2 separate regions of the Homo sapiens genome follow, and region 2 is linked to region 1. A link is a contact called in ENCODE Hi-C or POLR2A ChIA-PET data. All regions are on one chromosome and are shown on one strand. The core of a region is the stretch at or near the end of the contact, and the rest is flanking DNA. Distances in the headings are between cores, read along the strand shown.

The links. Hi-C counts contacts between places; a loop is a spot of excess contacts on that map. ChIA-PET counts read pairs that join two places held with the same protein, here RNA polymerase II (POLR2A). Pooled maps may share reads with other maps.
Region 2: a loop to region 1 is called in a pooled map, with 2.3 times the contacts of the local background. The contact joins two enhancer-like sites. A Hi-C loop is called at or near these places in 1 of 50 pooled maps. POLR2A ChIA-PET finds 5 or more read pairs at or near these places in 6 of 52 experiments (CD4-positive, alpha-beta memory T cell, T-cell, activated B cell and 3 more).

Annotation. Positions count from the first base shown.
Region 1 is chr5:67,214,172-67,218,136 of GRCh38, reverse strand. No RefSeq gene overlaps it. Among named protein-coding and RNA genes, the nearest start is that of CD180, 19 kb to the right of the region's middle. RefSeq lists an enhancer at 1,998-2,237. Within about 2 kb of position 2,161, at least 33 of the 41 ENCODE cell types and tissues checked have a DNase peak (open chromatin) inside an H3K27ac peak, as active enhancers do.
Region 2 is chr5:67,246,662-67,250,626 of GRCh38, reverse strand. No RefSeq gene overlaps it. Among named protein-coding and RNA genes, the nearest start is that of TILRLS, 19 kb to the left of the region's middle. Within about 2 kb of position 1,811, at least 6 of the 41 ENCODE cell types and tissues checked have a DNase peak (open chromatin) inside an H3K27ac peak, as active enhancers do.

The sequences.
Region 1 (3,965 bases), core at 912-3,411:
CTTCTACTCTCACTAGCTCTCAGCTGGACCGTGAATTCCAAAGCGTCCATATCCATTTCCCAAACCCTCATTCTTACCTCTTCCCCTCTGCTGCACCGCAACTCAAGTCCTGTCACTCCTCTGCTTGGAACAATGAAATGACTTCCCATTGCTTATACAGAATGTATAACCTCAAGACCCCCTGTGAGCTTACCCTTCCCTATCTTTCCAGGCTGCTCTCCCTCCACTCCCTTTCCAATGCATTTCAACCACTTCTCTACCTGTGCCCTAAACACACCTGGCTCTCCCTGCTTAAGCCACTCTCTCTGCATGAAATATCCTTCCTTCCCTCTACCAAAATTCCAATGGCAAGCAAAACCCTTTTTGAATGTCTCAATTGCTTCTTGATTAATGTAATCCTCCTCTTCTCTGAAACCCTATTCCCCTCTACCTATTCCTCTGGTGGTCCTAATCACCGTCAGTTCTCCATTAGAGTTTCTGATGCATGTGTTATCCTTATAGAGAGTGGTTTCCAGGAGTGGCAGGCTTTGAGTCCCATCTGTCTTGGCTTCCACACAACCCTAGCTCAGTAACCTCCATCTATAATACATATACTTGAGGACCAGACGACTGGGCCAGTGTTCTGACTGTATGTGTAACAGGCACATTGTAGGTTTTCATCAGCTGGGTCTGAGTCTGGTAGGATGGGAAAGTGAGGCCTGCCTGACTTGCATAGTGAGGAAATCTTGGAATTAGAACAACACATACATAGCGGGTGAGTTACAGGGGTGGGCTCACATTTCTCGTTTTACCTTGACACTGGTTCATATCAAGTGGACTTTACTACTATTTTGAGTTCTCCTTCCTAAATTTCTAGCTTCCAGTTTGAGATTAGAACTATTTCTTCGTCACCAGGATAGCAAGCTCTTTTGTGTCTTTTTGTCTGAAGAAAAATAGTTCTCAGAGTTCCCCCTCCCATCCCACCATTCTACACACAGTATTGCCTTGGACTTGCCCTACTCCAGGATTCAGCCCCCAGGATCTGACCCACAACATTGCCTTGGCCTATAAAATTTTCATTTTGTTCCCTTTAAAAATAAATGCAGTGTTTTTATACTGAAACAAGGATGCATCCCACATGGTCAAACATAATTCAAACAGAGCAGTGTGTGTATTCAATGAAAAGTCTCCCTCCCCACACCACAGTCCCTGAGTTCATCTCCTCAAAGACAATCACTCTACCATTTTCTTGGGTACCCTTCCACTTTTCCCTCACTTGCAATGGAATGATTGCTGTTTTTATAGGAACAAAAGAACACCGTGCACACTCCTGTGCTCCTTAGGTTTTGTTCTTAACAATATTCAGTAATTTGTAAATCTAAGTGAATACATGCAAAGCCCTTAGAACAGTGCCCAGCCCATAGTTTATGCTAAATAAATGTCCCTTCACATGGGGGTATATCAAAAAACACACTGCAGCCTTCAAGAGTTTAAACCAACTAGACCCCAGGAGCACACAAGAAAATGATCCAGAGCCCAGAGGTGCTTTGTTCCACTCACATTTTCAGAGACAGAGTCCCTGCAGGCTTGGCTGTCACCTCTCCCACTTCATGTGTGGCATTTGAAGAAAATATTGCCATCAGTGCTCACCTTCTCCTAAATGAAGTCACACACCTACCTCCCTCTGATTCTGCCCAGTCTAAACAATACAAGAAATAAATGCTTCATAGTGGGTTTTGCTGCAACCACTTTCAGAAAACAGAGAAAAATCCCTTCTTGCCCTTTAATTTGATTGCATAGTAATGAAAGATAAATTCAATCAGATATAATGAGCTGCGTTGAGTCAGCATCCCAAACAGTGTGGCCAAAGCTGGCTCAGCTCTGCACCAGGTCACGGGTGTTTCTAAAGGGTCATGCAGACAGTCTCTTGCTTTTGGCCACTGTCCGAAACCTCTCCGCCCAAGTCCCTGAATTAGAGCAGAACTCACAGGTGATATAAATTCAGAAGTTAGTTAGGGCAAGGGCAAGGCATGGGGAAGAGACCAGTGAAGTCTCTGTTCCTCGTCAGAAGCAGTTCTCAGTGCAGAGGGCTTTATCTGATAGCCTGAAGAACACATCCTCTGTTGTCACCACTTTCAGTTCCCTAGCGAGGGAAGCCTGCCAGCACTTCCTGTTGTTGAACACCGAGGACCCTTTGAGGTGCCTGGGGCCACACCGGCAGCTCACAGCCACCCTGCCCAGCCGGGTCAGACCAGCAACCCAGGCGGGGCTGTGGGGCTGAAGCAGGGCAAGGGCACGGGCTCTCTGAATATTTGGTTGTTTGGGTGTCTGTGGAGTTTGGGAGAGCTCGTGACTGCATTTAGGAAGGAGGCTGGTGACTTAAGTAAACACGTGCCGCTCCAGAACAAATAGTCAAGAGTCCATTTAAATTCATTCTCCCCAGAGACTTTTGTTGCAAATATGCAAGGGTTGTGGGCTCATGGACATGTGCGCACACACGCAGGGTCTGCCCAGCAACTGAAGATGGGGAGAAATGCCATCACAGTGGCGATCCAATCTCACAGGGGAGGAAACGTGAGAGGCCTGACCCTTCCATGTTCCTCGCTGAGAGGCTTATGTGGGGTGAGGGACTGGGTCAAAACAAGGCCCAGCAATCACAGACAACTGTTCTTGCCACTGAGTCTCCGCCACATTCCTCAAAGCCCTGTGCACCTGATCCACACACCCGCATAGCTGCACATTCACGGGGAAAGGAGCCTAATTTCAGAACAGCTGCGGCTTCTTCACTGAGCCCATCGTATAAACTTTCTCAAAGGCCCTGACAACAAGAATATCAAAACTCCAGGAAGAAGTTGAGTAAACAGGTCACAGTTACCTAAAGTGGCACTCGGCCAAGCCACCTGTGCCAACAGAGATCCAGGGGATGAATGACCTCAACTGCTCCAGACCAGAGCAAGGAGAAACTTTACTGCAACAACATAATTGGGCCACTAGAGCCCTATGCGCAAACGCAAAGGCAAGGGCCAGAAAGACACCCCAAAGCATGTCCTTACCTAGAGCCGTGGTTGTAAATGCCAAGACTCAGACCAAGCTCAAGAGGAAGGTCAAAAGTCCACAGTTACTGTTCATCACGGAGGGAATGAGGGCTGTGGGCTGAGCATTGTTCCGGAGGTAGAATCGGACCAAGTCCTCTGTGCACAGATAGGGGAGAGGAGCAGGGCATAAGTTTAGAGAAGGGATCAGACACTCTCCAGAGAAGGATGGATGACAACTCCATGCAGCTGTCTGGAAAGTTCAGCGCTGTTGAGCCATTCCAGTGACTTTAGGGAATTAAGATGTTTGGGGTAGAATTCCAGATAAAACTCTGAATTTAGGCTAGCTTTCAGTTACATGAGCCAAAAACCTTGGTGATATTCTTGACCTCTCTCTTCTCTCTCTCTCTTCCCCCAAACCCCCACCCCTCCATATCCAATTTGTCAGAAATTCCTATTGGCCCTGTTTTCAAAATGTATCCAAAATCTAATTATTTCTCAGCACCTCCATTGCTGTCACCCTGGTCCGAGCCACCATCATCTCTCACCTCAGTTGCTGGAAGGACTCCTCCTGGGTGCCTGTTTCAACTCTTGGTCCCTTACAGTCCACAAGGGAGCCGGAGAGATACTTTTAAAATATGTCAGATGATGTCCCTTCTCTGCTGTGAGAAACCAACGTCCTCTCACTGCCCGAAAAGATCCTTACACGTTTGGCTCCCGCAGCAGCTCTGCCCTCATCTACGGCCTCTCTCCACCTAGCTCACCTGCTCCAGCCACACGGACCTCCTCATCATCCTGACCAGGACCACCTTTGCCTCCTGGGTTTCCTCAGGTGCAGCTCCCTCAGCCTGGGGAACTCCTTCCCGAGATGCATTCATGACTCACCCACCTCCTCAGCTCCTTCAGGCCTTTTCTCAAATTTCAACTTCTCAAAAAGCTCTGCATCATCTAAAA
Region 2 (3,965 bases), core at 562-3,061, 33 kb before region 1:
AATGCTCACCATCACTGGCCATCAGAGAAATGCAAATCAAAACCACAATGAGATACCATCTCACACCAGTTAGAATGGCAATCATTAAAAAGTCAGGAAACAACAGGTGCTGGAGAGGATGTGGAGAAATAGGAACACTTTTACACTGTTGGTGGGACTGTAAACTAGTTCAACCATTGTGGAAGTCAGTGTGGCGATTCCTCAGGGATCTAGAACTAGAAATACCATTTGACCCAGCCATCCCATTACTGGGTATATACCCAAAGGACTATAAATCATGCTGCTATAAAGACACATGTGCACGTATGTTTATTGCGGCATTATTCACAATAGCAAAGACTTGGAACCAACCCAAATGTCCAACAATGATAGACTGGATTAAGAAAATGTGGCACATATACACCATGGAATACTATGCAGCCATAAAAAAGGATGAGTTCATGTCCTTTGTAGGGACATGGATGAAATTGGAAATTATCATTCTCAGTAAACTATCGCAAGAACAAAAAACCAAACACCGCATATTCTCACTCATAGGTGGGAACTGAACAATGAGATCACATGGACACAGGAAGGGGAATATCACACTCTGGGGACTGTTGTGGGGTGGTGGGAGTGGGGAGGGATAGCATCAGGAGATATACCTAATGCTAGATGACGAGTTAGTGGGTGCAGCGCACCAGCATGGCACATGTATACATATGTAACTAACCTGCACAATGTGCACATGTACCCTAACACTTAAAAGTATAATAAAAATAAATAAGAGAAAAAAGAAAAAAAAAGGAGCAACGAAAATTCTGAGTACTCAGAGATGAAATGTTTTGTCAGAGAAAGCTCTGTGCTTCTTACTGTTTGTCTCATGGCCCCCTTCACACTTGAATTCAGTTTGGCTTGCTTCCAGATATGAGGCTGGATTGTAACAGCTGTCTGAGCCCTCATAACATACTTGAAGTCCTTTGGTTAAGCTCGTATCAGCCTTTTATCCTGATCTTTATCTTTTGGTTCCTCGGTATGACATTCTACCATTATTACACGGTGCATGTTATTGTTGCAGACCACTTTATTTCCTTTATGGAATGAGGTTTTGTGTAAATAAATCAGTAATACATGTGCACCTTAGGGGTCGCTCCCTAACAGTTGGCTTTTGGCGTATGTGAGTCTCAAAACCGGAGCCACAATCTCAAGCTCTTAGTGATAAGCTATTAAATACCTAGTTGGCTATTTATAATGTCAACATGGTATTCTAGACTTGGAGCTGAAAATCTCAATTTGATTCCTGACTCTGCATTTGGTGATTTTCCCTAAATGTTTTTCTTCCCCTGCTCTGTTGTTTCTTGATACTGGCAAGGGTGGAAACTCATAAAAAGAAATGCAAAGGGCATATTTCACAGGAGATTACCAAAGATTGCAATAATCTTGGCATCCTTTGCTATTAGGAAGAAAACTGCTTTAAGAAAAAAAGGATATACCATATTGAAACAATTTATTAACTGATTAAATACCAAGATAATGTATGACTCTTCCATCTCATAACAAATCAACTGCTAGCCAACCTTACAATTCTCTTTTATGAGACCTTTTAATACTTTTTAAACTAAGTCTCCTAAGGTTTCTAAAATAGACTGCTTGACCTCGAGCCCAAATCAACAAACTTCTCCCATGTATCCCCCAAGCCCTCAGGGGTAAGGGCCTGACAGCTGGATGTGGGCATGACACAGGAAGTACAGTGTGTACTGCCCAACACACGCCCAGGAATGTCTGCAGCTTGGGAGGATCAAGCATGTACCTGTCTGTGTTTCCTGTGGTCTCTGGGAGCTGGAAGCTAGACCAAAACACACCATTTGTCAACTGTAGCAAACCATTAGCAAAATAGGCAAGTGGTAACAGGGCAAGTGAAACAACAGGCAGGTGGCACTTCTGTGACACCAATGACTGCAAACACAATTACTAGGCTAGAATATGAACAGCACACCTTTTAAGACTCCCTTAGCCCAGGAGTTCAAGATCAGCCTGGGCAACATAGCAAGACCCGGTCTCTACAAAAAATTTAAAAATTAGCCAGGCATGATGGTGTGTGCCTGTAGTCCCATCTATGTGGGAGGCTGAGGTGGGAGGATCACTTGAGTCCAGGGGGTTGGGCTGCAGTGAGCTGTGATTGCTCCAATACACTCCAGCCTCAGCAACAGGCAAGACCCTGTCTCCAAAGAAAAAAAAAAAAAAAAAAGACTCCCCCTCAGAATACATATGAATGAATAAGTGAACAAAGAAACAAATAAATAAATGGCATTCCTAGCCATGTTTCAGAACCATTAGAGGACATAATCAGAAACTTCAACATAAGCCCCAGGTCTTCTGCTTCTGTCAAAACACTTTTTAGTTGCTCTTACTTCTATATATATTAATCAGCCTCCAGCTGATTCAAGATTTATCATCAAAGAATCAGATTCTTTTCATTTTTATCAAATTAGGAATTAAATTTCCTTTGTGACACTTCTCTCTGAGACGTATAATGATTTCTTTTCTTTTCAGATATTGTATCACCTTCAATTCTGATAACCATAGAACACAGGGGATCTTTTATCATTTTTAAAAAATCATAAAGGATCTGAATCTTTTAAGTATAATCTTTTAAGTGACGAATTGTTTCAAATAAATCACTTAAATCCCTGATGTATTATAGGACTTGACATCAAAATTAAGTACTCAAAATATGCAAGCACAGTATTAGAAATGTCGCATGTATTAGAAATAGCCCACCTGCTCTAACATAAGCTAGGGTGGATGGCGAAGCCCACTCCCCCACCACACACACCACTGCCCCCTATACACAATCTTTCCCCCATATAACTTCCCAGGTGGATACAGAAGCGTCTCTGCAAAATTTGGCTAAAAACCGCTATCTAAATACAATTCAATTAGAAACAAGAAATAAAGAGTTCATCAGATACTTCAAAACAATATAAAGTTGTCGGTTTTATATTGCTGTAGGCTCAGATCCTGCCAACATGTTGAATGTCTAGTATATACCAGGCACTCTCCTTGGAGTCACATATTCCCATTAACATATATTCTTCCAGGCAGGGACCAGCTGATTTCTATATAATGCATTGCATTTCCAGCTGGGTCAATGCCTCTGTAGTGTGAATTATGTGGGAGCTATCACAGCTACAACTTTCATGAGCAACTTGTATTTTCTTCCCCAGGTATAGAAAAACCCAGCAGTCTTCCCAGGCTTCCTGCTTTGTGGATGATGGAATATGTTATAGTATGCTGAGATAGAATTGATAAAAATTACATAAGAAAAGTAGAATGAATATATATATGTATGTCTCTTTCCACTTTCTTTCAAAGCTATCCACAGTATTTTATCTAAATACAAACTGCAAAACAACGTAGGCCTTTTCCCTTTCATTTTATTGCATTTTTTCTCCCTGGAATAATTTCTGAGCTTAACTCCTGATTCTGTCATATAGTGTGGCTTTGTGACAACTGACAACTTATTTAACTTCCTGGAGCCTCGCCTTAAGAATGGAGTTATCAGCATCATCTGATTCAGAGAGTTGCTCTGGGGCTGAAATAAGGGAGAATCAATGTAAAATTCAGGGCGTTAATGCTTTTTTGTGTTAGATCACTTTCTACTCCTGGCCTTTCTTCAAGTGTAAGATTATCTGGACCATTATATCAACACCCTATCTTTGATGTACAAACATGTGAATTATCAGCTTTTCATCTCTCTGTCAGTAAATGGATACCCTATGCACATACAGAATGCACAAACATGAAAATGTCTACTTTAAATAACAATGGTACCAGCAGCACGGAGTCACATAATAGACAACATGTTTTAAAGTAAAGAATCCTCTTCCACGGAGTATTAATTTACCAGCTTTCTACATGCCAAGTTCCCAAAGCAGTCAAGAACATCTCAGACCTGCAGGCTTCATGTTTCCCCTAATGGGGTA